2 separate regions of the Mus musculus genome follow, and region 2 is linked to region 1. The links are chromatin loops, found by intact Hi-C in ENCODE. Cell type or tissue: left cerebral cortex. All regions are shown on one strand. Links, peaks and the distances in the headings refer to the core of each region. The heading gives the core; the rest is flanking DNA. Region 1 overlaps Plcb1 (phospholipase C, beta 1). Region 2 overlaps Plcb1 (phospholipase C, beta 1).

Region 1 (16,259 bases), core at 4,833-12,832:
AGGGGAAATGTTACTCTAGTTTATTTAATATGGAAAGTCATGAAAGATTGAGTTTGTTCTGTAATGTTTTCTTGATATGTAACTGCCACATTAGTACTAAATTCTTTCAAGTAAATTCTTAGAAATATTCCAAGATCTAGAACCTTGTCAAATGTCTTTTACTCCAGTCTCTTCATTGATATGCATTTACTTTTACAGTGTTCCTGTTGAATTCAAGATTCAAAATTAAAAGATGAAGCCATCACAGAGAACAATATAATGAACTGAACCATGCTGTCTTAGTTTAAACCATGCTGTCTTAGTTAGGGTTTTAATGCTGTGCACAAATAACCATGACCAAGGCAAGTCTTATAAAAGACGACATTTTAATTGAGGCTGGCTTACAGGTTTGGATGCTCAGTCCATTATCATCAAGGTGGGAACATGGCAGCATCTAGACAGGCATGTGTCTAGAGGAGTTGAGAGCTCCACATCTTCATCTGAAGGCTGCTAGCAGAATACTGGTTTCCAGGCATCTAGGATGAGGGTCTTAAAGCCCACTCCCACAGTGACACACCTACTCTAACAAAACCACACCTACTCCAACATGGCCACACTTTCTAATAGTGCCATTCCTTTGGCCGACCGTATACAAAACATCATACATGCCTTGCTTTGTAGATTTAGCAGGTTTCTTATGCAAACCAGAGTTAGACAGTCAAAAAAGAAAGCACAGAGCCTGCAGTTCATGGATGTACTCTTGGGATGTTGGCAGAACCTTTGTCCCAGTTAGTAAGGTGAGAAATTGTTGGTTCTAAAGCAGAAATCCAGCTCTGACAGATACAGGTCAATTCAAAATATTTCTTTAATCTTACCAAAATAATTACTTAAGTAGCATTAATTGATATTAGCTGCATGTGGCAAAAATATTCATACACCATTAATCCTAGACCTACTTGGGAAGAGCACTAGGATTACTCACCTTGGCACTGAGAGACTCCTGTCTTTATGACTAAGAAGACAAAGATTAATTATTTCAGGGGCCACTTCAGACTTATTGCCTTAGTCTCTAAATGTGGGAACTTGTCCAAAGGACAGTTAAGTACAAGTCATGGAAGGATTGTGTCTTTAATTTCATCAATGGCTAAAGCTATAGCTGCTACAAAACAAACAAACAAACAAAACCCCCAAAAAACCTTTTTCAAGAAAAAAATGAAAAGGGGAATCAGTTGCTTCGGGTGGTGACTGATTCCAGAAACACAGAAACACTGTGACTTCTTTGCTTATTAAAAGGCAAACGGTGCTCAAGTGTGTGTTTCTGTCACCTGAGTCGGCACAGTGGGCACCACAGTCACGATAAGTACTTTTGCGTACCCATCAGGTTTTGCCTCAGATAATAATCTATTGATCTCAAATTATAAAATATTTATTATTCATTTTCTTTTGTACAGTTAGAAAATACTCTTTGTCATCTTTGATGTTATTAGAAATTCTGAAGCCAGTGTCTGAATTAATCTCTTTTGATATTATTTCCATTGACGGTAGCACAGGCCGTGCAATCATTTAACTTGAAATTGATTGAGTTTTGCCCATTTTCATCAAGATCGAGATCTCTCTTCTTATTTCTCCTCTCACGCATATAATTCATTTGCCATGACAAATTTATTTCCTACCTAAATAGGTACTTGTTAGTTAATTTCCATAAAAAATGTTTCCATAGCATAACCCACTAGAGAAAACTCAGTTTCTTTGTGTATCTGTGTATCCATTAGGAAGCTTTTTAATAGGCAAGTGTGTTGCAAGTTTATTAAAATTAACCAATTTCCTGAGGAGTTATGCTATTAGTATTCATCTGGGTCCTTTTAATTATACTTACTCTCATCTTTAGGGCTTTCTGTGTACTTGACTCCAATCCCATGGCTGGGAATGATGCTCATTTCACTCATGTCCTCTTCCCTCTTCTTCAGGTCCATTTCATAATCTGATGCTCTCACCACACATGTCTGCAAGAATAAGAGGTAATAGACACACATACACACACACACACACACACACACACACACACACACACACACGCACACACACATACACACACACACATACACACACACACATACACACACATACACACACACATACACACACACACATACACACACACATACACACACACACATACACACACACATACACACACACACACACACACACACACATACACACACACACACACACACACACACACACACACACACACACACACACACACACAGAGTTTATAGAGTTCTAGACCTCTGGGGTCAGGTAATACAAAATCTGTCTTTTCCTAGTGATCTGTGATGGCAGGTTCTTTCAAAATATATAAAATGTGTCCTTGTCATTCTTATAAGATTATGTGCCACAACAGTTTCTACTGTTTTATTTTTTTAAATGTTTTTATATGTCTAGTGATTTGCCTGCATGTGTGTGTGCGTGGGCGTGCGTGTGTGTGTGTTTGTGTATACAACATATGTGTATCTTGGATCCACTGAGGCCAGAAGTGGGCATTGAATTCCTTGGGACTGGAAATATAGATGACTGGAAACTGCCATGTGGGTAGTGGGAATTGAATTGGTGTCCTCTGAAACAGCAGTCAGTGCTCTTGGATAGTTAGGTATCTCTCCAGCCCCCTCTGCTCTGTTAATATATCCTCAAAATATCTCCAAGAAAACAAGAGAATCATGACATCGTTCTTTTTCCTTTTGTTAAGCTATGCTGAGGAGCTGCTCTCTGGTGGTTTTTGTTGTTGTTTGATTTTTTTTAATTTATTTTTTTGCTTGTTTGTTTTTAGATCAGCCTCCTGTGGAGAGTCTTCTCTGTTGCTTCTCCTGCTCACCCTTCCTTACTTCACAACTTACTTCCTCCCTCTTTCTTCCTTCCTTTCTTCCTTCCTTCCTTCCTTTCTTTCTTTCTTTCTTTCTTTCTTTCTTTCTTTCTTTCTTTCTTTCTTTCTTTCTTTCTTCCTTCCTTCCTTCCTTCCTTCCTTCCTTCCTTCCTTCCTTCCTTTCCTTCCTCCCTCCCTCCCTCCCTCCCTCCCTCCCTCTCTCTCTCTCCCTCCCTCTCTCTCTCTCTCTCTTTTTCTCTCTTTCTTACTTTTTTTTTTGACAGAAACACACTATGTAGCTCTGGCTGTCTTGGAATTCACTTTGTAAACCAGGCTGGCCCCAAACTCCCAGAGATTCACCTGCCTCTGCCTTGCAGTGCTGAGATGAGAGACGTGCCCCATACCTAGCTGCTGCCTGTGTCTTGTAAGGCTGAAACTGAAACACAGTGCCTTCCTTTACATAGGCAGGGGTCCAATTTCAGGATAAATTCCTGGAATTGTTTGTTTTACTAACATTTCCTTCACAGATTTTCAGTTTTTTCCTTTTTTTTTAAACTCCTAATTTTATTTTTAATGTCACCTTTTCACAAAATGACCTTAATAGTACAAGTTTTTCTGTGATAGTCTTAAAAACTTTTAGCCTCCCAAGGTGAGGGTTGGGAATACACACCATACACACACACACACACACACACACACACACACACACACACACGGATGGATTTAATCAAGAATTCCAATGTCAACCTAGCTATCTTGTCCCCCAATATTAGTAGTAATAAAATGTTTGTGGTGGAAATGGATGCTCACAGTCAGCTATTGGATGGATCACAGGGCCCCCAATGGAGGAGCTAGAGAAAGTACCCAAAGAGCTAAAGGGATCTGCAACCCTATAGGTGGAACAACATTATGAACTAACCAGTACCCCTGAGCTCTTGACTCTAGCTGCATATGTATCAAAAGATGGCCTAGTCAGCCATCACTGGGAAGAGAGGCCCCTTGGTCTTGCAAACTTTATATGCCCCAGTACAGGGGAACGCCAAGGCCAAAAATTGGGAGTGGGTGGGTAGGGGAGTAGTGGCAAGGGTATGGAGGACATTTGGGATAGCATTGGAAATGTAAATGAGGAAAATACCTAATAAAATTTTTTTAAAAAGAGAATGTTTGTGGTGATGGTGGTGTTTATCTTTTTCTTTTTTTAATTCTCTGTACATTTCTGTGCCCTGACATCATGCAGTGTAATTGTTTAAAGCTCTGAAGCTTATGTGACACATCTAAACAAACTCTAAAACTCACTTGAGTTTTGGGTTTTAAAAGCTTTTTATTCAGTGATCCAAAAAAGATTGGTGGGAATTAGCAAATGGTTTATTTCTAATGGACATACAGAAGTAGGAGACACACTAAGCAGATGAAGTGATATACCAAACATGTGTTGTATTTGTGAAATTCAGGTTTATCTTGGCATGCTGTCGTTCATCTGGTCACCCATTCTAGAGACAGCCCCATGTACCCTCTGCAGTAATGGAGGACCACTGACTGCTATGCCTGAGACCAAATGTGCTTTACCCTGCAAAGTGGGTAGGGAAACATGTCGTAAAGGGACCCCTGTTACTGAATGGTCACAGAGTCCTGAAATGTTGTCGTGTGTGTGCAAAGGAGAGGCTGCTTTTCCGGTTATACTGAGCATTGGGTGCAGGTTTTCAATGGTGGGCTCTTCTGTTGGTATTATAAGACCTTACAGATCCAGGAATATGACCATAAAATGTGCTTGTACTGTCATATCTCAAGTGGGAAACAGGCTACATAGAAAATAATGCACTTTCATAACACATTCAAGACAACTAGAAAGGGGTGGGCCATGTGGTTTGGGCTTATAAGATCCCAGTTATTGAGAAGCATGAGAGTTCAAAGACACTCTGGGTTCTATAGCAAACACACACACACACACACACACACTCACACATACATATGTGAATATATATATGTATATATATATATTCATTCTCAACAATGGACTAGTCAATGCTGTTGGAGCTACCTAGTGTACTATCATGATTCTCAAATACAATAAGGACTTTAAAAAATATATGAAATTTTATATACAACCACACATATATAAACTATTATAAAGACAAGAAACATAAGTCTGAATTTTGGAGTTTGGCAACCTCTACAGATTACTTGCTTTTCAGCCAGGGCCTAATCAATGTTGAAGACCCTTTGGAAACTGAGCCTCAATGTTGTGCACGTGAGGAGGCATTGAGGTCAGGAGTTAAGGTGACACTCTGAAGACAAGTTTGACAAAGGACAGCAGTCTTGGACTAAAAATAAAGAGAAGGAAGGACAAGACTAAACACAGTTCTCTAGAGTTCTAGTCCTTTCTCGGTAGAACACATGCAGTTTTCTGGGGCACTGAAGTTGTTTTGAAGAAGACCGCCATAGGAGCTGCCTCCAGATTGTTCAAGCTCCAGTCAGACCTTCCTGGAAGTCTACTTAGGCCCTTCAGGAAGGTCAAGCTATCAAGATTAGCACCCAGCACTCCCACCCTGCCTCAGTTAATTGCCTTGTGCTATGGATGGTTCTGGAGCAAGTGCTGCCCTCTTCAGGCAGGCTGAGGAATTCTGCTCCATCTCAGTTTCTATTACAGATGCACAGCATTTTCCCTCTGGGGGTTTTGTTTTGTTTTTGTTTTTGTTTTTGTTTTTTTTTTCAATTTTTTATTAGATATTTTCTTCATTTGCATTTCAGATGCTATCCTGAAAGTCCCCTATACCCTCACCTGCCCTGCTCCCCTACCCACCCACTCCTACTTCTTGGCCCTGGCATTCTCCTGTACTGGGGCATATAAAGTTTGCAAGACCAAGGGGCCTCTCTTCCCAATGATGACCGACTAGGCCATCCTCTGCTACATATGCAGCTAGAGATGCGAACTCTGGGGGTACTGGTTAGTTCATATTGTTGTTCCACCTATAGGGTTGCAGACCCCTTCAGCTCCTTGGGTACTTTCTCTAGCTCCTCCATTGGAGGCTCTGTGTTCCATGCAATAGATGATGACTTATGAGCATCCACTTCTGTATTTGCTAGGCACTGGCATAGCCTCACAAGAGAGAGCTATATCAGGTTCCTGTCAGCAAAGTCTTTCTGGCATATGCAGTAGTGTCTGGGTTGGTGGTTGTTTATGGGATGTGTTTGATGCATTTTCTCCTATGCAGCACTTGGTTTCATTTGAATTTATCCTATTTTCTGTTGCATATGAAGGAAGAATAGTTATTTTGTACTTTTTTTAAAAAAAGATTTATTTATTATTGTATGTAAGTACACTGTAGCTGTCTTCAGACACACCACAAGAGGGAGTCAGATCTTGTTACAGATGGTTGTGAGCCACCATGTGGTTGCTGGGATTTGAACTCTGAAACTTCAGAAGAGCAGTCAGGTGCTCTTACCCACTGAGCGATCTCACCAGCCCTATTTTGTACTTTTTAACTTTTCCGTAGTTATGTTATAGTTTTGTTGTTGTTGTTGTTCCATTTTGCTTTGGTTTTATGTTTTGCAACAGACTCACACTCCAGCCCAGGTTGGGCTGACACTATTTTAAAGTACTCTTCCTTACCTTACGAGTTTTGGAATAACAAATCTTAGCTTTCAGTCATTTACTCTTCCATTTTATTTTATTTTATTTTATTATTATTATTATTATTATTATTATTATTATTTTTTTTTTTTGGTTTTTCGAGACAGGGTTTCTCTGTTTAGCCCTGGCTGTCCTGGAACTCACTTTGTAGACCAGGCTGGCCTCGGACTCAGAAATCTGCGTGCCTCTGCCTCCCGAGTGCTAGGATTAAAGGCGTGTGCCACCACGCCTGGCTCTACACTTCCATTTTAGATTAATTATTTTATTTATTTACATTCCAAATGTTGCTTCCCTTCCTGGTTCCTCCTCAATTTCGCCACCCCATCCCCCTTCCCTTTGCTTATAAGAGGGTGCTTCCTCTCCCACCCACCCACTCCCACCTCACCATGCCAGCATGTTGATACCCCCCTTTCCTGGGGCATCAAGGTCCTATGGAATTAAGTACACCCTTTCACACTGAGGCCAGACAAGCCAGTCCTCTGCTACATATGTAGCAGGGGCCACAGACCAGCCCATGTCTGAACTTTGGTTGATGGCTTAGTCTCTAGGAGCTCAGAGGATCCATTTGATAGTTGATACTGTTAGTTGATACTGTAGTTCTTCCTATGGGGTTACAATCCCCTTAAGCTCCTCCAGTCCTTTCCCTAACTCTTCCATAGGGGTTCCTAACTTCAGTCCAGTGGTTGACCTGTAAGTATCTGCATCCGTCTCAGTCAGCTGCTGGTAGAGCCTATCAGAGAACAGTCATGCTAGGCTCCTGTCTGAAAGCACAACATGGCATCAATAATAGTGTCAGGGTCTAGGACCTGCTCGTGGGATGGATTCTAAGTAAATCTGGTCTCTGAATGGCCTTTCTTTCAGTCTTCATTCCATTTTTGTCCCTGCATTTACTTTAGACAGGAACAATCCTGGGCCAAAAATTTTGAAGATGGACAGGTGGTCACATGCCTCAAATGGGGGCCATGAGTTTCTACTGGAGGTGGCATTTTTAGGTTTGGCTAAGGTCATCCCCATTATGTCCTGGGAGTTTCTCACTTTCATGGTGTCTGGGACTTTCTATAGGTCCCCTCTGCCCCACCTCACCCTGCTGCATATTTCTTTTTCTCTTACATTTACATCCTCAATCAGGTTTTTTCCCTGTTGTATGTTATGAGGTCTGAATCTTACATATTATTTTTAGAATTTCTATTTCTTTGTTCCAATTCTATTGACAATTTTAAAAGTGTGTGTGTGTGTGTGTGTGTGTGTGTGTGTGTGTGTGTGTGTGTGTGATGGGATAGGGTGGGTCAGAGTACAAACTTGTCTAATTAGTTTTTTCCTTTCTTCTTCATTTACATGGGATCGAACTCATGTTTCAGGTTTATAAGGCCAGGGCCTCTACCCCACTGAGCGCTGTCAGCTCCCAGCACTGCTTTGAATTCTGTATTTTAAAATATAATTGGATCCTTTTAAGTTTACTATTCTTTTATCCCAGTGCGAGCTACTGAGAAGTCTGTCTTTTGGACGAGTCTAAAACTTCACCTTTTCCCTGTGAGTTAGGAGCTACTGCTGTCTTATGCCCAGTTTTGGCTGTGCCTGGGTCTGATTCTCTGCTATTTCATTGCTCTGTCTGTCTTTGAATGTTTGCTAGAAAAACTTAAGGTATATTCATATTCCTCAGTGTGAAAGAGGATTACTATTAAAGAATGCCAAGAATATTAGTACCTTTTTACTAAGTTTTACTTTCAATACTATTTTCCTCACTTAATATCTGGGCCTATACAATACATTTTCTTTAAGGGATATATATATATCCCTTAAAGGTTACATATTATATGTATATGTGTTATATAGCATATATTATACATATTATATAATGTAATATTTATTATATATAATGTGTGTTTTAAAGCTACAAATGCAGTTTTATTCATTTACAAAAATTAATTTTACTAGTTTTACTGTTTTCAACTGCTTTGGAAATGTAAAACAAGTTCATTCCTACTTCAGCAAGTAACATAGTCTTATAGATTTAACCACAAAGACCAGAAAATAAAAACAAAAAGAAAAGTTTGTCTTATAAATTCAACTTCTGGAAAATCTGTGCCATCGCGGAGCTATTCATTGTATAATTTGGAGTGCATTTTGTGTAAAAATAACCTGTGTGCATTATTCATGTTGGCAGGCCCTTTAAATAGCCATAAAGCATGTGGGAGCGGATTGCATCTGCCCTGTGCTTTTTACGTCTGTCAATTCTAGGAGATGGGAATCTTGCATAATCCCAGAAGTTTTCTTATGTTCTGAACTGCTCGTGGCGTTTCATAGATGTATCTTGGCCGCATTATGCGGGTCAAAATGCCCCATTTCTTGATTGGACTCTGATCTAAGGAGGATAAGAACTGTCATTTTTACCTAATCACTGGGGAAAGTTGCAGCCTGAGTGAGACTCCACTTATGTGAGTGCCTGAAGGATCAGCTTTCTGCCTGTCGTTTGTGCTGCCGTCTTTGTGACAGTGGTCACCAGGTTTATCACCCTTCTATTATTTATTATACTGGAGACACAAATACTAAAATACATATTTAAATATGTTAGCTCCCTTGAGCAGAAGTGTTCTTTAGGCATTTAATATTTGTCATTTTGGTGGCATTGAGGATTAGACCAAACCTTAAATCTTTGGGGAGTGTTCTTTGCCACATAGTATCTCTAGCCCTTTTGCTTTCCAGAGGGTATCTAGTTAAATTGCACAGGCTGGCCTTGAACTCACTATGTAGCCCAGTAGAGCTTCAAACTTGAAGTCTTGTTGCCTCAGCGCCAACATTACAGGCTTCACTAACAGAATCTTCTATTTATTCTTTTCCAGATTTCTGTATGAATTTCAGAACCATTATTGTTCTTAATACTCTTGGAATTTTATTGGTATTTAAAATTTAGCACACAATGATAACCATTTTTGTCATTAGCATAATGATTATTTCTGTCCAGATGGACAGCATGACTTTATTTTCCTTCATGCTGTCTTTATAGCTTTTAAAATGTCTTAAAGTATTCATCATATACATAGATTATATCCCAAATACTATCCCACATGTATAGTATTCTAAATAAAACTTCTATCCATAGTTTGAACATCCTTTAATGAAATGTGTGTGTGTGTGTGTAATATATACACACATATGTCACTATGCACCTTATTTATTGAATCTTCATAATATTTTAGACTGTCTTTCTAATAGGAATGCAATCCAAGTGTCTCTGATGGTGGTTCCTCCTTATTGCTAAATATGGCATCTGTATTTTATAGCTTTGTGATTTTTATTTGTTTGTTTGCCTTGAATCAGAGCCTTACCCTTTAGCCCAGGATTGTCAATGTAGCCTGTTGTATTCACTATGTAGCCCAGGCTGATCTATAATTCACTATGTAGCCCACACTGACCTCAAATGTATCCTCCTCTCTCAGTCTCTCGGGTTCTGATATTACAAGCATGGGCGACCACAACCAGGCTTGGTATTTTCTTTGTTTTGGAACTTAATTTTACATACTTTGACAACTTGGTAAAATTCTTATCCATGTGTATTTTCTTAAGAATTAATCAATATTGCATGTAATTATATGTTATGAGAAGTCAAATTTGTGATTGGATCTAATTCAGTTAAAAGCATAGTGAACATCTTCCATAAAAAGATCTTGCAGTTAGTGTCATATAATATTAAAGAATAAATAAGAGGAAGTGCTGCTGTTAGTGGTCCTTACACATGAAACAAAAGAGCAGGAGGAAATATAAGAAACAATGTAATATGATGTAAGTATAGTGAATTCCAGCAATGAAACATAGAAGTGATTTAGAAGATGTTAAAATTTGTTTTATAAGATAATAAGTTTGCCCAGTGAGCTGTGCATTGGATTGGCTAAATTAGAAGATGGTCATGGCCGGGAGTGGTGGTGCACGCCTTTAATCCTAGCGCTCTCGGGAGGTAGAGACAGGCAGATTTCTGAATTTGAGGCCAGCCTGGTCTACAAAGTGAGTTCCAGGACAGCCAGGGCTATACAGAGAAACCCTGTCTCGAAAAACCAAAAACCAAAAAAAAAAAAAAAAAAAAAAAAAAAAAAAAAGAAGATGGTCATGGCATCACCATGTGGCATTTCAATGTAGTGATTGTTGTCCAGAAACCAACCTGTATATGAACATAAGTGATGTCTGGTGAGACACACAGGTGATCGAGAATCAAAGAGAAGATTAATTTTATTCAACACCTAGAATGGCTTTGCCTGTCAACATCCAGTACCCTCGGATGTTAACCCAGCCAGGAAGGGGGTTTAGTGGAATCTATTCATGTCTTATGTAAAATTTGAATGCCCGGCCTACTAGACACCAAGACCGTTCTTGCTTTTTCATTGAGAAGGATGACTTATGCATAATTTCCTTTGTGCCATAAACATTGCCTATGTTAGTTAAAGTAGCTTTTCAAAAGTCTTTTTAGGGCTCATGTGTAGCTGTTTACATATCTAAAATATTTTTCTTATTTACCAGTAAAATATGTGACAGAGATTTTGTTTTCTTTCTTTGTAGGCAGGTTATATTATCAAGAATATTGACAGCTAACTCGCACTGAAAGCAATGGGTGGTATTGTGAATTTTTGGAATGAATCCCTGTGGTGTGAGTTTTTTTATTTTAGAGTTTGGACCACATATTTGCATATCTATATCAAAAGTCAGAGATGCTCAGTTTTCTATTATGTGCAATCACTAATACATCCATTCTGACATTTTCCCCAATGTTTCCTTCCATATCTAGTTGCTGACATGAAAATATGAGATTAAAAAGCAGTAAGGTAAAGGCTGAAAGAAATAGTTTCCAAGGTTATTTTACTTTTCTCTCATTTACCTTGAAAAACACAAACAAACATGCTCCTCGAGTAGCTAATACAGTGGGGGAGATAGCAGTTTTCTAGTGCAGCATAGAATTAAAGGGTGCATTATATCAAAAGGGTCTGTGGTCTAGTACAGTGCTGTATGGTTTGAAGTTTCTATGAAAATATTAAAATCCTTTAAACATTCCATTTTCAGAAATATTATGGACAGAGTTATCTAAATTATATCTTCATCCTTTACAACCTAGATTGAGTACAGATTGTATATTTTTGAAACATGATTCAGGCACTTAAAATGACATTTATTAGTAATTATGACTGCTTTGAGTTACAAATAATATACCAAAACCTGTTTCTTGAAGATTTTTGTGGTTCAATTACATATTTTTGGAAAGCTGTATATTTTCCTCAAATTCTGATCCCTGGCAGCTCTGTATTTATTCTCTGAAATGTGGAAATATTCTCTTAGTAGACAAGGAATGTTCAAATCATGAGTTGTCAGTGTTTAGTGCTCATGCTAGAGGGTAGAACTTAGAGTTCTTCACAAGCTGCAACAGCTATCCTGAGACTTGGGGACGTGAAGTCACAAATATTTGCAGTACTGATGAGCTATGAGTACTTCTACATCAGGCCCAGCTCCTGTGTGTCTACTGAGCTGTGAGTTGAAGAAGTTGCTCCTCTGATTTTGGGCTGGGATCTCTTGGGATCTGTTTTGGGGTCAGCTAGCTCAAGGCAGGTCAAGAATTGCCTCTACTGCTCTGTAAGTGATCCACATTCCTTTATAATTGACCCAGCCCAATCATGTTCTTGCGGGGAAAGAAGATAAAACACTAAGGTCTCTTAAGGTGCCTCCATCCAAAAAGGTACTCCATCAATTATGCAGCATTCTCAATGCCAAGGCACGTTTCTAGTTTGCCTTAGATTGGAGGGGCAAAATAGATTACCCGGTAGTACAAAGACTCACCAAATCACAGTGATGAAATGACTGGATAATATGAAAAGTGGGAGTTGAGGCTATTTTTGCAGTTAATCTTTTTCTTCCAGAAGATGGCTTCCACAAAGTTAGAGCCACCTAGAACCTGGGCCTCCAGTAGCCAGAAACATTTGCATTTGTATCTTTGCTATTAATAGTGTCAGTTCACAAAGCCAGATGTCCAAAACTGTTATAGAATTTAGAATCATATAAATTAAACTCACCATTACTATTTTTCGATATTATAATTTTCAACTATTTATTTATTTATATATCTATTTATTCATTTATTTGTGTGTGTTCATATACTACAAAAATCATGTGGAAATCACAAGGCAACTTGTAGAAGTCTGTTCTTTCTTTTCACCATGTGGGTCACAGAGATCAACTTAGAAAATAATCACTGCCTGCTGCGGCTGCTCCTGCTGCAGCAGATTGTTGTTGTTGTTGTTGTTGTTGTTGTTGTTGTTGTTGTTGTCGTCTATGATCTCAGTATTATTTTTAACTATTTTACCTAATTGTTGGAATGCTCCATAATGGTGGGCCATTCATATCTCCACCTCAGAAAGCAATCCCTTAAAGTGTGCCTGGTCATGCTGAGTACTTGGAACTGAAAGCCATTGGAAGGCCACAGAAAGCTAATTCTCTTTCTGACCTCTTATCCTTTCTCCTGCTACGTTGTCTAAGAATCTTAGAATTGTTCTTCCTCAAGGGAAACACTAATCCCTCACTGAAAAGCACAGTATGGAGATGCCCAGGTAGATATGATAAAGGCTAAAGGTGATAGCTTCCTGCATGGGACTCTGAGACCTATAAGGGGCATTGGGTTCAAATTGAGGAAACACATGGACTATAGGTAGAAGACAGTGAATCAGCACTGGCTCATTAGTTGTGAAAATTGTGTCCTGTGGATATAAGACACTTATAGCAAAGCTCGGTGTGCTATGGAGCCTTTGTGAATGAACAGGTTTATGAAAACCTGAAATGGATGCTCTAAGCCAGTGGTTGTCAATCTTCTTTATGCCACTATTCTTTAATACAGTTTCTCATGTTGTGGTGACCCCAAATATAACACTATTTCATTGCTACTTCATAACTGTGATTTTGCTACTGTTATGAATAATATCTGTGTAAATATCTGTGTTTTCTGATGGTCTTAGGCAACCCCTGTGAAAGGGTCTTTAACCCCCAAGGAGGTTATGACTCACAGATTGAGAACCACAGCTCTGAGCCATTGAAAATTATGAATTACAATACCTTGCATCTTTGGACCAGGTTTCTTACGTTTAAAATCAGATGCTTGGTTTTATTATACTGCTTGGTTGAAAGTGATGATCCTGCATGTGAATCTGGAGGTGAGTGAACGCGGCACTTTCTTGGAATGGTGATTCTTAGCTTTGTGTAATGTTACACCCCTAGGCTTATTAGCATTTTTTCTAAGTAGCTGAAATCACACTGTTAAAAAGTCAACTGTTAAAAGAGTCTATTTTCAGCCGTGCCACTACCCAGCTGTGACATGTGAGACAAATTACCTCACATTCGTCATTCTGTCTGCTGATGCCACACACATCGCTGCCTGTTCAAGACACTGAAGAGTTGTGGATATCTAGCTATCTAGCAATATGGTATTTTTGTTTTTCTACTGTTGATAGTCATGTAGTTTCATTACTAATTTTCATGATTCGTGTTCTAGTTTGATTAAAGACTCCAAATATAAGCTATATTATTTTGATTTACTATCAAAAAATCTAGTTATGAGTATTTTTCTACAGTGTTGGGTACTGAAAAGATTCTGAATGTTTTTTAGAGTCAAGTAGCATTTTAGTGATACATACATTGATGGAGAGAGATCACTGGCACACCCAGTTGCTATAAGGTCCCAGTAAATCAGCAGAAGCCATAAGAATACATGGGTATGATGGTTGACCTGTGAAGCAAGGCATATCAGGACTCTTGCAGGACTAGGAAGTAGTTTCCTGTGATAGCATTCAGCTGTCTACATGTAAAGATTCTTGCCACAATTATGGACCGCACAGAATTGAATAGACTGCTGGGAGTTTGCCATGTTTCAGGCTTTGTATGGCATATGTCACAATGTAGATAGACATACATATAGAGATCACAGCCCCCTGTGAATATTAAACTTAAGAACCCAATTCCATATCTTGTAGGACAGGCAGATATGAATTCGACCATATGGATCTTCAAGGCTATTAAGGAAGACATTGGCAATAAGGAATATATACATGAATAGTCATTTAAGAGAGTGATAGAGCTATGAGAAAGATAATGCTGAGGAATAGGAGAGAGGGTGATGGAAGATGTTTTTGACCTAGTGCATTCCTATTTATGTCAAAGGCAAAAGATGGATCTATTCACTTGACATCTACAAATAATAGAATTAATAAGCCAATAATTTGACATAAATTCTTATTACTTTTCTGTGTCTGACTATTTTCATTTGTTTAGATAGATTTCAACTTTGTGGTATGACAAGTAGGCCCCAGAATTATAAAAATAAACTTCTGTTACTTTAAGCCACTGAGTGGGTGGCAGTCTCACAACAGCCACGAGAAGACCATGCTATATATGATTTTAGTATTCTTCCTCATGCTTCCTGCCAAGAACACATGTACAGGCATATAATTGCCAAGTCAATGAATTCTGTGTTGATTAGGGCCAAGTATTTTTGTAAAAGAATTCCCTTAATTTATACTTCAGTAAGAGTAGGAAATCGATCAGATCAGGTTTTATACATCCTTACCCAAAGTTTGCAATTTATACCTTTCTGGTGGATGTGCTATAGTGACATAGGGCAGCCTGTTTACTCCTTTTACTAGCATGTTTGTAATTAAAATATATACAGTGTATTTAACTTTATTGAATTTGGTGTGTATTCTGTGACCACTTATGTATCAATTTATGAACAGTCTACCTTTATTTAGTTACTGATTTTTAAGGTTAACTCTGCGTGCAGGTGTGTACATACATGCATGTGCATGTGTAAAGGAATGCAGGTGCTAAAGGTAACCAGAAGTATTTTATCTTTTGGAGCTAGAGTTACAGGTGGTTGTGAGCCAGCCACCTTGGCTACTGGGAACAGAACTTGGACCATCTCTCCAGTTCTACTTCAAGTTATTATAATTTTAAAAGTTGTAATGACACACAGTTTACCAAACATAGGAAATCAGCCAAGGAATCTATTAACTTACCTGCTGATCCTGGAGTCACTAATTTCAGAGATGCTCCAAGGTTGCTCTAGCTGAGTATGGAAGGATTGACAGAGAAGGTATTTGTTACCAGTGCCTCTCTGCAAAAGATGCCATCCATACAGTTCAACTCTAGAACTTTCATTTGTTGTGGTTACATATTTTGCATCTTTCAGTTTTTAAAACCTTTCCCTGTCTTCAATCAGATATAAAAACTCAAAATGTAGAACAACTGAATGGCATCCTGTGACCTCCACAAGTGTCGCCTCTGATGTAGCTTGTCACCAGCTGTAGCTTTCTAAACTGAATGTCATTAAACTACCGTCAAATAGTTTGTAATATGATTGATATGTTGGTATCTCTTTGTCCAGAAAGATTGTTACCCTTTAATCAGTGCTGAAAAAAGTGAGTAACATTTTCAACTACCACAAAGGTAAGTAGCTACATGAGACAGAAAAAGAATCATTTTTCACAGAAAAGTAGGTTGGGAGAACATGAGTAGGAAACAAAAACAAAATCTTTTTTTTTTTTTTCAGAAGAGTCTTTTTTCCTCAGTCTTCATTAGTAAGGGATAAATGCTGATTTTTTTTTAGTTACTAAAATCAAATATTATTACAATAATGTCTACAAGAATACACTGAGAATAAAGTTACAAGCAAATTCAATGTATTTTCCCCAAGCCATCTGTGAATTAATATCTAGAAGTCATCAAATCTGCCTAAACAAATGAGGAATGAGTTGTGAAAAGCATACA
Region 2 (13,903 bases), core at 4,377-12,376, 320 kb after region 1:
ATAAACCCTATTGTTCCCCAAAGGAACGGGGTCATCCTTGTCTTTCAGGTAAAGAACCTGAATCCTAAGTGAGCATTTAGCATGCTTGAGGCTATGCAGCTGAGGTGTGACTCAAACCAAGCTAGCCTGGCCTTAGAATACAGAATATGAACCAACACACACACACAAACTGACCTATTTGGCAGATGCTTTGTGGATATTTTAATATGTTTAGAAATATCTGCTGTGGCTTGAAGCACGTAATATATTTGTGAATTTCATCCCTTTAATTTTAATTACCATGGTGGCTGATGTTGATACTTTAAAAACTTTGCCTTGTCTTTATTCATTAACTGCAGTCTTAATGTCATTTATTTCTGTGGGTCTGACCTACAATTAAAGTCTCTTTAATTTCCGCGTGCGTGCGCGCACGTGTGTGTGTGTGTGTGTGTGTGTGTGTGTGTGTGTGTTCACTTTTCTCCCTGTTCTATTAAAAGAACACTGTGTGAGAACATGAGCAACCTGGTAAGTGAATTTCACATTTCACTTATTTCTTGGATACCTACATCTTCCTCTCCTTGTATTCACACAGACTTCTTTCTCAAAGCCATTCTCGGACCAACAGCATATGTTCTCTGGAAACTTCTTAGAAATACCTGCATGTTTGCCCTATAGATTCTAAGTATGAGTCTGCAGTTTACTGATGCTCCAGGTGATCAGAATGGCACATGTATGTGGCTCACTAGTTGCTCTTATCAGGATTACCTTACAGCTTTGCTCAAAATGCAGGCTCTCTGTGTTGTTCCCGTGTTCTTTAATGCAGCCTAGAACAGTGCCCAGCACAGATGCTCTGTTCTCAGCTGCAGCCAAGAGCAGGCTGACCTGGCAGACTTCCTGTGTAAGTTACCACTGGCAAAAGTCATCTACCCCATCAACCACTCCCTGCCTGCCCCAAAGGTCCCATCTATATAGTTTCTAATGAATTGTCCTTAAAGTGCAACCTCCAGTATGATTCAGGATTTAGTCAAGGGTTGGTCATCCCTTTCTCACACTTCTGAGAGTCGTCATCCTCTTCTCTTAGGGCTATGTAAACCATGCAGTAAAGTCCTGCTCAAGCAAGACAGGGAACAGTGTAGAAGTGTAAGGCTTTGCTGTGGACATGATCCCAGTGGAGGCAGGAGGATTGCAAGTTTGAAGCCAGCCTGGGATACACACAGTGTGAAGTAAGCTTTAGTTACATAAGAAGATTTTGTCTCTGGAGAAAGATCTCAAATTGTTGCGTTGGGCTTTGCAAATTCTTGGAATCTTTCCTTTAACTTCCCCGCAGTTCCAAGAAGATAATAACTTTGAGAGTTGACACCTGAACCCCAAAAGCTCACCTGACCATAGAGCACACAATTCATTTTTGTTAGAGACAGCTATAATGAGCACTTTCCTCCTGCACTGAAGCAGAGCTTCAGTCTAAGTGTCCCTTCCCAGAAAACAGTGTGTTCCAGGCTTCCCCTTCAGGGAAGGAGTCAAAATACAAATTACAGCCCCTAATCTTTATGATTTAAGGTAAAACACCATCATTTGCATCATAGTTACTAAGTCTTCTCTTTACTACATTTTTTTTTTTTTTTTTTGCTTGTCATTGCAATATAACCAGGGGAAGTTCGGACCCTCAGTTTGTAGATCGTAAACCCAACCCAGCAGTACTGGGTGCTGTGTAATGATGTTTATCATTGCACAAGATGAGAAAACTGGGTTTTTAATTGCATCTGAAAAGGTCAAGGGAAACAGGAGTGCTGAAAGCATTCAGATGTTCCCTCTAACAGCATCTTTACAAGGGCTGGAGGTACAGTTTCTGGGCTAACCGCAGACCAGGCGTCTCCTCTCCATGAGATCACTTTATATACCTCTCGCTCGTGTAGTTCTTCAAAGGCATTTGCAACTGTTACTCTGTTGTATCTTCTCAGCATCCTTTGTCTGGTTCCAAAAGCAGTTAAAATCCTTCTCCTTGTACAGTTTCAAAGCAGTTCAGAGCCAGAAGCTCACCTCAGAAAACCCTGAACTCTTGCTCCTGTCAGACCAGTTTCCTCCTGGCAGCCACCTGGGTTACTCCCTGCTTTGCTCTACTCTTTCTGCACAGAAAAGTTGCTGACAAGCAAATCTGAGCATAGAGGTGTGTGTGTGCCTGTCATCCTGGCGCCCAGGGTATTGAGGCAGGGGGTTCTCAACCATCAGGCCACCCTAGACTGCACAGTGAGGCCATGTCTCAAAACACAGGGAAGAAAAGAGTTGGAGACAGCCTTTGCCAACCCTGCTGTATCCTTCCAGCATCGCCCATGTGTGCACGCACACACACACACACACACACACACACACACACACACACACACACACACTTCTGCATGGTTTCCTAGACATATGAAGCTCCCTCTCTCCATCTATTCTCCTCTCTTTCTTTCTCACTCTTCTTTCCCCTCTTGATTCCTTATAAATAATCTGTTTCTGCTTTCTGTTGCTGTGATACATTTTATCCAAGAATTTACATGGAGCCACAAAAATATTCCAACCCCAGGAGCCTTGCAGTTGACATAGAACCAGGCAATCCAACAAAAGGAACAAAGTTTTTAACTCTAGAAATCTCATGAATCTGGAGACAGGGACATGATGTGTTGTGTCCTTGTCTGGGTTGTGTACGGTGACCTTAAAAATAGCCCTGCACAGCCACCCTGCCTCCTGCCCGTGTGTGAGTGTGTGGGTACTTGTGATGTTTAGGAAAGAGCTTCATAACAATGGAAACTGATTCTGACTGACTTCTTTCTGTGCTAGTAATACAAAGGACACCTCTCTGAATAAACCCCATAATTTCTTTCTTTTTGCTCTTAGCCCGAAGCAACAAGCCAAGATGGCCGAGTATTGCCGATTAATCTTTGGTGATGCCCTCCTGATGGAACCACTGGAAAAATACCCAGTAAGTAGCTGCACTCTGCTCCCTTGAAGGAGAACATTTATCAGTTACAGCTGGGGAGATATGTCCTCTCTGTAGATATATGATCAGCGAGATCTGAGCTGACTGGTGTCAGAAAATATGTGTCTGTTTCCTTTTCTTTATCCAGCCTTATCCCTCCTCTGCTTAAAGTGACACCATTAGTGTTTGTGAACAAATGTCTATTAACCCCCAAATAAGTTACTGAGGACAAGCCAAAGTAGTAATTCCACCAAAGTCTAATTTGGTACCAGGGAGTTACTTATAGGAATATGGATGAAAGGTTGTTGACAGTGGTGTGAATAACTCAAAGGTAACTACATAATCCAAAAGCCCACTTCAGCATGGGCATCAACTCATGGATGCTATATCCCTGGTGCTCCCTGCCTGACAAGTCAGCAGCTAGACCGGTTGAACAGTCCTCTCCCGATTCACACCCCACCCCACCCCACCCCAAGCAGTCCATACTGCTGGTATAATTAGGGAAAGAGGCCTTGAGAAGCTTGTAGGTTTCAGGAACTTCCTGAGTGTGTGAGATTTGTTGACTTCCCTTACTTCCGGAACATCATCAGCCTCCCTCTTTCCCTCTAGGAGAGAATGTTTCAGTTGTCAGTCAAGATTACAAAGTCCTCAGCAGTGAGAGTCAGCTCATAAAAGACAGTCCAAGAGGAGATAGCACTCTGTAAATACCACCATCTCCCCCCACCCCCCAATGGATCTTTGTCACACCCTTTGGAAGTGAATGCAAAATGTGGCAATACTGGTTCCTAAGCCTGTTTCTGCCACCTGCTGTCCACCACCTACATTTACCTTTGAGAAAACACTCAACTTCAGTTGCATCCATGAACCGATGAAATGCCCCAACTCTCCCCATGGGTATCCAGCAAAGAATAAATAGTCACTAAATACTATTTAAGCCTCTCTCTTATTGCTTATTTTTCCTTTAAACAAGATATTGGGGAGCTGAGTAAATCTGATTCCCTAATGGACAGTTGTGAGCCCTGCCCAGGGTGTCTGGCTGCTTGAACAGAGGATTGTCGGCCAAGTAGCCCCTCGTTAGCAGCCAGCTGGCCTGCCCTTATGGCAGCCTGACAGCCCTGAGCATTATATGCCTGCCTTGAGGGAGCTGTGCTGAAACTGCAGCTTCTTGCTGCCAAAGCAAAACGATTCTCGCTACCTCTGTGTTAAACAGCAGGCACCAGACTTCTCGCCATCACCAGCCTCAGCGACCTCTGAACAGCCATATTCACCCACGGCAGAGGGGAGCACAGTTCCTGGTGGCCCAGCAGAAATTTGTGGTTAGCGCAAGCACAGTACTTAATTGGTGTGGGGAATTCTGCAATGCAATGGGTTTCGGACACACCTGCCACGCCCCCTTCACCACTGTAGAATGGAAGCAAGCTGTTTAACTGTGACTCCACAGAGAGATGGCCTTCAGTGCTGCCCCCTGGTGTTGCAGCATGAGCAGTCCATAAGACAATTCTCTAGCCTGCTGTTCTCTTAAGGCTGAACTGGGGATAGGAAGAGGAGCTGGTAGGAGCAGCAGCAGAGTAGCACCAGATGACACTGGGATTCCAAAGAGTGACCAAGGTGAGGAACAAAGGTGCTGGACGAATAATGAACTGTAAAGAACAGGGAAGGGAAACTGGGCCGTATTTAATAGAAATCGTTACAAAGAAAGCTAAGCCTTAAGTTCCCAGGATCGAGACCTATAATACTAGGATTTTAGGTGCTCTGGGTCCTTACACCCTAAGCTCTTTCAGGAGATAGAGCACAAGCAGGCAATAGTGCCTTGCTGCTGATCACTGCTGCAGGAAGCAGAGGATCATGACAGCTGCCCAGTTCCAGACTACTGGTGGCTAAAGCTCAGACTGAAAGCCTGTCACCATGTCACCATACATCTTTAGCTTCTTAAGCCTAGAGCAGTAGAAGCCTGGCTCTCTGTGCTTGAAGCTATATAAGACATGGAGCATACGAACTCCAGGTCCCAGGCTCAGGTCCTCAGGGGGCCCAGCTTAGAACAAGGGAAGATCTTCTCTTCATCTCCCTGGGACTCCTGAGTAAGAGGACCCTGCCCAGTGGATGGGTAGCAGCCCCATCCCTGTTCATAAAGGCAAAGAGCAGCCAGAACCTAAAGAAGCCTCTTCTTCCTGGACACTTTGGCCCAGTATCTGCATATTTTCAAGTGAGTTCATACTGGTCCCCAGACTCATGGCAAGCAAAGGATAGAGGGCCAGCTTGTGGGACTTCAAAGGCCTCTCTAAAAATAAGCCTGTCTTGTGTCTTGCACATGCTCCCTGATACAGTAACTTATAACCTTCTCATGGGAAGTTGATTTCCCAGTATATGGACAAACTTGCAACAGTGAAGTAAGGCTCAGTAAGACAGCTCAGATCTAGGGGCAAGAGGAAAATCTGAAATTATGTCTGATTTGGCTGATGCTAAAAGCCCACCCGAAACCAACACAAGATGTTGCTGCCCCTAACGCTTTGTCTGAAACAGTGACTTATTTGGAAACTTTTACCCAACTTCAACAATTCTTTCTGTCCAATGTTTGGCCTTTTCCCAAAGACTCAGGTCAGAGATGATTTATGTATCTGCAGTAAAATGATTGGACTTGCAGGGCCCGTCAGAAAATGCCTGAGAGTCCAAGGTCAGACCATTAAATCTACCTGTACATTTCCGTGGCCTCATTTTTTTTTTTTTTTGTAGTTTCATTGTAGAAAATGAGTTAGGTCATTTAAAAGCATCTTTTATTTAAAACAAATGCAGGGCACAATTAGAATGCTTTCGTGAACTATGCTGAATATAGTAGATGCCAATCTAGAGGCTGTGCTATCCAAAGCAGTGGGATTAGAGAGGTGCCTGGAAGGAAGGACAGTATTTTTAAAGGCTGTGCTTTCTTTTAAATAGCTGGAATCTGGGGTACCTCTTCCAAGCCCTATGGATTTAATGTATAAAATCTTGGTGAAAAACAAGAAGAAGTCGCACAAGTCGTCAGAGGGAAGTGGTAAGAAGAAGCTTTCAGAGCAAGCTTCCAACACCTACAGCGACTCCTCCAGTGTGTTCGAGCCTTCGTCTCCAGGAGCTGGTGAGTGAGGGGCTGCCAGGCTCAGGATGGGTGGATTCGCAGATCTGCTGCTCTGAAATTGGCCTAGAAGGGCTTTCAGCTTTCAGCTTTCTCTCTTTGGATGGTTTATGTTGTGTTGCTTTTCGGTGGCACTCTTAACCACAAATTCTGTAGGTCGAAAGGTTTCTGAGAAAGCTTCTGGAATAAACCGAAGATGTCTTTCGGGAAGCTCTTAGGAAGGATTTTTCAAGCCCTAGAGGCCACTCACACCCACCGGCTCACAGGTCCCCCTCCCTCCAGCTTCCAAGCTAGTCATGTTGTTGTATCTCTATAGTCCTTCCTCTGTGGTCACTTTACTCTCTGACCACCACTTGAAACTCTTGTCAGCTCATAGCCTCAAGTTATCGGTTAGGCCCACTGAGAGATTTCAAGGCAGTCTCCTGCCTCAGCCTGATGTCAGATAAGGAGTCAGCTCATCTTTGGGTAGGTATTACACTGGCTTTCACGTGAGGCAAATCTGCTTTTCAGCAGAGTCTTGCTTCTAAACTTCATCATCGACCACATCAGCAGAAGGGAAGACAAGAGATTGGCAGACTTCTAATGCAATCATTGATGGGTTCTGGGCTTTGCAGTTCTCCCCTGTGTTATAAAGCACTTAAAAAAAAAAGAGTGAAGTGACAAATGACTTGCATTGTTTATGAAAGGGATTGGCATTTTTTTCTTTCACATTAGTTTGAAACTGACCACTTGTGAGACAAAAATTCAAAGGCCATTGGATTTCTTTGGGTTATTTGCCATTGAGCCTAATTTATTCCCCCTTACCCAGAATCCTGACAATTGCAGAGAGACAGAGAGAGAGAGAGAGACAGAGAGAGACAAAGGGAGACAGAGACACAGAGACAGAGACAGACAGAGAGAGAGACGGAGAGAGAACAGAGGATGGGAGGATAGAGGAAGAAAGCCAGGAAAGGAAAAGGGGGATGGAAAGACAGAATAAAGATACTTAATATATCAACCAAAACTAAACACATGCACTTCCCCTGCCCAGTTCTATTCCTAGGGAGAGAGCTAACAAGAAATGGGAAATGGGTAGTGATATTTATCAAGAGATGGAAAAATTGCTATAAGCAATATTATTAAAAATATCCAAACACTGGCAGCAAGCAATCCATCAGCTGATTGCAAATCATGGTTTAGTCATACAAAGGAATAATGTATATAATGAGAGTGATTTACAGCTATCCACAGAAGCATAACTGACTGTGAACACAGAATCCAACAACAACAACAAAAAAAGTATACTATCTAGCTCCATCTGTATGAGTATAAAAAGCAAACAAAACCAAGATAAGCTGTTAGAAGTCAGGGTAACCGCTAGCCTTAGACAGAACTAGAAGGAAATCTAGTTTCTTCTGGACTCTAGACCAGACTTCTGGACCAGTCTATTTTCTTTATATTTTGAAAATCCATGTATTGCTCATATGTCATGCATTTCCCCATGCCTATCACACATAAATTAAAAGATTTTTAAACAATTGGAATGTTAAAATATAAAGTGGGGCAATCAGAACATGAACGTGGCCAGCTTAGTTGGTTGGTTGCTTGCTTGTCTGGTTGGGAATTTGGGTCTGTCTTGTTTGAGCCTCTACTGTGCTCTGACCTTTTGCAGACTAGGCAAGTGTCCTACCTCTCTGCTGAGTGTGTCACACCTGCAAGCCCTGACTAGGCCTGGTTTACCTTTTGTCTTATTGTCTGTCTCACTTGTCAACTGCTCTTATTATTTAAATTGACACCCTAAGGTACAGACAGTATATAAGTCTCTCAGAAGGTCTATTCCCCTCCATGGTTCACAGATATGTTTTTTTTTTCAAATATCATGACATCATTCTGATTTCCTTTTGAAAATTTTTTCTCAGTATGATGTGAGGATGATCGATCATCAGAAGTCTCTTCCTTTCCAACCTGTCCTAATGTGCCTTCCTTTGCACGTGGGTGCTTGTGGGTATTTGCGCCATCTGCTTTTATCTAATCCCATTTCTCTCTCCCATTAACCAGATACATAACTCTAATAATAATGATTTCTACAGGCAGTGAACACAATTGCTTAATACAGAGAAAAAGCAGCAATCTGTTAGCAATTCTGTAGGTTCCCTAAGCTAGCCAGGAGTGAGTCGTGTGCAATCGGTATTTATTGCCATGTAGTTTTGGAGTCTTTAGTACGTAAGTAGGCCCCAGAATAAAGAGTTCTGATAATTTATCATTTGGTTTGTGGATGTTCCCAGTACCAGGAACAAACACATAACATGGATCTTATTTTAAAGCTAAGTCAGTCTGTTGCCTGGATGCCTCTTCTGGGAGCCAACCCTTAGCCAGCACACTTTCCAGAATGAACAAGGGTCAAGTAAGATACCACTTTTGGGTGTTGTTAGTGTTGCTTTTAAAAAGGGTATTATTTTTTTATGGTTCAAATAGATTTCTCCAGGGTCCTCTCAAAGTCTTATAAGAGAAGCCCCTTAGGTATGTACAGCCTCTGTGGTGACTTAATACATAAAAGACAGATCAGTATGGTTTTGTTTTTCTTTGTTAAGCTTGCCAAAGGAAGAAAAAAAAAAAAACAGGTCTTTGCTTTCACAGTAGAGGCAGACGAAGTTTTTTTCTTCCTCATACAACCCAAGTTACAGCCTGAACGTGTATTTGAAATGGTAATTGGACAATTGTTTTGTTACATGAGTCATTTTGTAGAATGTTCCAGCAATCATCTTTTCATGTTGCTTGATTAAAGAACACATCCTTCATTAAAAATAATAATAATACAAAGAAGTACTTCAGGAAATAAAATGAATATGAAATATTAAGTAGCAACCCCCTAAAACAACGCATCTGTTATACAGCAGGGTGCATTTTTAAGCAAGTATATGGGGTTCGAATAATTATTAAGTCAGCACCATTAAGGACTTATGTGGCCCTTTGTAACAGGCCATCCAGTTATTGGTCACAGAAGTCTTTCTCCTCTATAGAAGTTTGGTGCCTACTTTCCTCACTACCATCCAGTAATTGATTGACCTCTGTCCCTCACATGAAAACACAGAGTTGCTTCTTGGAAGGTAGTTCTGTGGGCACTGTGTCATCCATGCTGCAGAGTGTGGCCAACTTTTTAGAAGGCCCCTCTGGGAGCAGGTACCAGGCACTCAGTTCTGCCTCAGCAATGAGCTCATCCTGCCATCTACTGGAATATTTGTGCTATTGCAGTGGAAAAAACTGAAGGAGGGGAGGGTGATTGAAAGAAAACCGACTGTGGCTGCTTTCCTTTTCCCTTGAAACTATTTTTACACGACTGAAAGAGTTTGAAGTATAGGGGAAATTAGTACTTAATACTAATGTGATATTTTGAATAAATTATCCATTAACTCTAGGCAGAAGGGTAGAATCAACCAATTGCAATGACTGGCTAAATGTGACGCTAAAGTAAGTCAGATTAGCATAGATTTTTAAGTGTAGTGATTTTAAAGCTTAATTTTCTATTTTTATTGCTTTTCAATGTTTTTTCTTCTTGCATTAGATTATTTCATCTTGCCCTTTTAAAAAAAAGAATGATATCATTTAAAAAAATCTTTATTGGTTCCTTGAGAATTCCCTACAAAATAGTGCTTACCCCCAACAATTCCCAGATCCACTCTCCTTTCTCCATCCTTCCAACGGGGTGTTCCATTTCTTTGTTTGTTTTAAATTCTTCAGTACCAACTTGTGCTGCCCAAATATTCTTGCATGTGCAGCCTTCTGCTGGAACACGATCAACTTACCAGGGGATTAAACTCTCATAGAAAATGGACTGTCTGTCTTCCAGAAGTCATTAATTGCCAATAGCTCCTCCTTTAAGGGTGACACTTCATGCTCCCCTCCCTTCCCCATGTTTAGATTTTTGTCTGGCTGCCACAGCTACTGTGAGTTCACAAGACACCGTAGTTATCCACTGTCTCAGGCTCTCACACTCTTAGAGCCGAAGAATGCTGTCATGTTTATGATTGTAGATTATTTAGATATGATGATTGACCTGCACTTGGCAGTTCTCAAGTCTTTGTGTGTGCTACCATTTCCCCGCAGTTTCTGATTTCATTCATAAACTTCTTCAACCGCTGTGAAGTCATTTTATTGGAGAAGGTTGGTCCCTGAGTCCCTGAGCTGTGTGCTGGCCAGGGGTTACTTCAAAGGGGCATGACTGAGGACTGGACAGAAAAACAAATGAAAGCAGGGCTTGTCTCTGTTAAGGTCATGGAGATTGACATCCACGAGAGAACATGTACATTATAGTAAGAAGCACAGAGAGAAGTTTCGTCTAAATGTCAAGTTAAGTCTCTGTTACTAAGAAAATGTAAATCTTTGGGGAAAGAAAACAGCAACTTTAAAAGGAGCAGAATGTCAGCCTTCCGAGTGCATGCCCTGAACAAAGTTGGCAGTGTGCTTTTGCGAACTCTTTGAACTTTCAAATACTGAAATTGTGATCTGTGATTAAAATTTGACAGGGGAAGCAGATACGGAGAGTGATGACGATGACGACGACGATGACTGTAAAAAGTCTTCCATGGATGAGGTGAGTTACGGATATCTTACGATTCTCTTCTGCCATCTAGTGGGCAAAAGAGATAGGCACAGGACATTGGATTACCAACTCCATTCCCCATCCCCACGACCAAGGCAATTAAATGATTTGTCCAATGGTCTGAAATCCAGAGAGAGTATAGGGTTTGAAGGAGTGTTCAGAAATGTGACCGTGATTCCATTGTCTTGATTTTGTATCAACTGAAGTGATGTCTTGATATTAGCTCTCTAAAGGATGCTGCCAGCTCAAAGTAATAACTGCCCAGAACTCAAACAAATCAGTGATAGTTCAATGAGGACTTCAGGATTTTCTTTCAGTCAATATCACAAAATTTATACGGTCTCTGCATTCAAATATGTTCTTAGAGGCTTTGGCTCTGTACTGGCAGCCTTATAGTAAATAAAAGCAACTCTTCTCTTTTAAATATTCATTTGTTTACTGAGGTGTTTGCTAACTTGGTTTTGTGACAGGATGCTATCATTAGGCAGCCCTGTCTGACCTGACTTAACTTTGTAGCTCAGGCTAGCCTCAAACTTAAAATCCTCCTGCTTCAATATCTAGAATGCTTGGAGTACAGATGTGTATTAACTACAGATAGCTCAATAAGCATTTTGTTGTTTGTTTGTTTGTTTGTTTGTTTTTGAGACAGGATTTCTCTGTGTAGCCCTGATTGTCCTGGAACTAGCTCTATAGACCGAGGTTGGCTTGAAACTCAGAGATCTGCCTGCCTCTGCCTCCTAAGTGCTGGGATTAAAGGTGTGTACTACAACTGCCCAGCTTAATAAACTATTCTTATTTGGCACCCTTTTCCTTATGAATGAGTCTCACTGGGTAGCCTAGGATGGTCTCAAACTCCCGGGATAAAGCAGTCTCTCCATCTCAGCCTCCGTGTAGCTGAAACCACACCTGGGAACCGCGGTGTCCAGCTTCATTTAAAATGTGCTTTTTATGTCCCCACTAAATTTCCTCTTGATTTCTAAGAGGAGCACGGCTGTAATAACTGAGGCTCCATCTGTCTGAGAGTGGCTTCAGGGTACACTTGGATCATTCCAGAATTGCCTATTTTTAAATGAATATTTCCCAGTTGGCATTTAACCAGAATGTTTCTCCTAGAGTTTTCACAAAGAAACCTCATCTCTATGCATTTTTCTCTGCTAAACTAAAAAATGAGAAAATATGAGACCCATCTCTAGAGGCCAGTCTTGTGCAAGTAACGACTGCGGGTTTCCTTTATTAAAACTCGTATTATAGCATATGTAATTGCAGATAGCATCTAAATTAATGCAAGATCTCACTATTTGCCAAGCACGGTTCCAAGCTCACTCCTCCCCCTTTCTTTCTTCTTTCCTCCCCCCATGCCCTCTTTTTTGAGACAAGTTTTTCTCTGTGTAACCCTGGCTGTCCTAGACTCAAACTCAGAGATCTGTCTGCCTGCCTCTATCTCCTGAACGCTGGGATTAAAGACAAGCACTACAACACCCAGTTTCTTTTTAATCCTACTTGTAATAATTATAAAACTTGACATGCTATAGGGCTGATTTATATTTCTAATTTTGCTGGTGATTAAACAGCAGGTAATTTACTTGTCCATAGTGGAGCAGCTTCTGACCAGCGGGCTTTGGATTTAATATCAGATGGCTTTGTTCTGGGACCTAAACCACTATATTGCTGTCATACAGCACACCCTTACACACAGGAACCAATGAGGGAGGGGGAATGTTTATCACAAACTAGAGGAATTGTTTGCAGAGCCCCACTGTCCTTACCCAAGGCACCTTTGTTTAATTATCTCTTTTTCAGGCCATACAGTGTTTACCTACATGATAACCATTACTGTCAAATGAGTTCTTTATTTCCTGACTGTAGACTTCCTCTGTGTTCTCTGCTATACAGGACAGCAGTTCCTGTGGGCATCACCTTATTAGCACAAATTTTCATTCCTGATACCTGGTGTATCAGAAGAGGGCTGAGGCCCTGCATCCCTATAAAACAACTCTTCTCAATCTTCTTAACACAACGACCCTTTTATACAGTTGCTCATGTGGCGACCCCCAGCCATAAAATTATTTTTGCCACTACTTCATAACTATAATTTTGCTACTCTTATGAATCTTAATGTAAGTATCTGCATTTCCTGATGCTCTTAGGTGACCCCTGTGAAAAGGTCAGTTGACCACAAAGGTGTTGCAACTCACATGTTGAGAACCACCCTGCCATCTCTCACATTCATAAAGTAGCCATACAGTGAGCATTCATAATCTGAAAATCTAGAGCTGGGCGTGGTGGTGCACACCTTTAGTCCCACCACTCGGGAGGCAGAGGCAGGTGGATTTCTGAGTTCAAGGCCAGCCTGGTCTACAGAGTGAGTTCCAGGACAGCCAGGGCTATACAGAGAAACCCTGTCTCGAAAAAACAAACAAACAAACAAAAACAAAAAAGAAGAAGAAGAAGAAGAAGAAGAAGAAGAAGAAGAAGAAGAAGAAGAAGAAGAAGAAGAAGAAGAAGAAGAAGAAGAAGAAGAAGAAGAAGAAAATCTAGAGTCTAAAGTGCTCAAAACCTCAAAACTTTGAAAGGCTGAGCTGACCCCACATGGAAAATTGTACACCATGATTTTTTAAAAAATTGTAATGTACTGGTTTCAATACTCAGCATTAGAAAAAAATTAAGCAGCAAGTATAACATGCCAGTGAGTTTTCAGTGAATTGTTTGGTTAGACTTAGATCTTGTCCCCAAAGGATCTATTATATTTAAACAAACACTGCAAACACTACAAGTTTCAAACTCTAAAACATATGTGCCACCGGGGCTTTGTGATGAGGCTGGCCTGCCTTGCATCCCTCCCCTGAGGTAGATATCTATGACGTTCTCTTCAGAAGGGAAGGAGTTTCTGCTCCATTTTCCTGAGGAGCTAACCCTGCATAGTGTAAGGCTGACTCTGAAAATGTTTATTATTTTTTATGTTTGCTTCCAGGGGACAGCTGGCAGCGAAGCCATGGCCACAGAAGAGATGTCTAACCTGGTGAACTATATTCAGCCTGTCAAGTTTGAGTCCTTTGAAATTTCAAAAAGTAAGACTTCCTGCAGAATAATCTCTAGTGTAGTGTATAAACGGGAAGTAGTCAGAATTTGGTAGGAGTGTTCTGTTCTGGACATCTTGGATATTTGCCTGGATTGCACATCTTAATATTACAGAAAAATAACTACTTTAACACTTCAAAGATATAATTATATTTAATACATTAGAAAAGCATATGATAGTATTACATGATATTCTGCCACATAT

The links. Peaks named below come from ENCODE experiments on the same cell type or tissue, not always from the same donor. Only the 100,000 strongest peaks of a DNase experiment are listed, where the experiment ranks them.
Region 2: it touches region 1 in a loop (2.5-fold over the local background); 12 of 42 quality-filtered maps call a loop at or near these places.

What each region holds. Positions count from the first base shown.
Region 1 is chr2:135,001,902-135,018,160 of GRCm38, forward strand. All of the region lies in intron 3 of Plcb1 (phospholipase C, beta 1), which reads left to right. Among named protein-coding and RNA genes, the nearest start is that of Gm39941, 93 kb to the left of the region's middle. In left cerebral cortex, for the core only: CTCF peaks have their summits at 5,452 (motif pointing left) and 6,200 (motif pointing right); a DNase peak (open chromatin) is centred at 8,666; H3K27ac peaks cover 1,330 bases.
Region 2 is chr2:135,319,757-135,333,659 of GRCm38, forward strand. Plcb1 (phospholipase C, beta 1) reads left to right here. Exons shown (of 32, transcript NM_001145830.1): 13 at 2,854-2,938; 14 at 5,867-6,044; 15 at 10,544-10,611; 16 at 13,592-13,688. Among named protein-coding and RNA genes, the nearest start is that of 4930545L23Rik, 110 kb to the left of the region's middle. In left cerebral cortex, for the core only: CTCF peaks have their summits at 4,404 (motif pointing left), 9,254 (motif pointing left), 9,455 and 10,665 (motif pointing left); DNase peaks (open chromatin) are centred at 4,384, 9,219 and 10,644; H3K4me3 peaks cover 308 bases.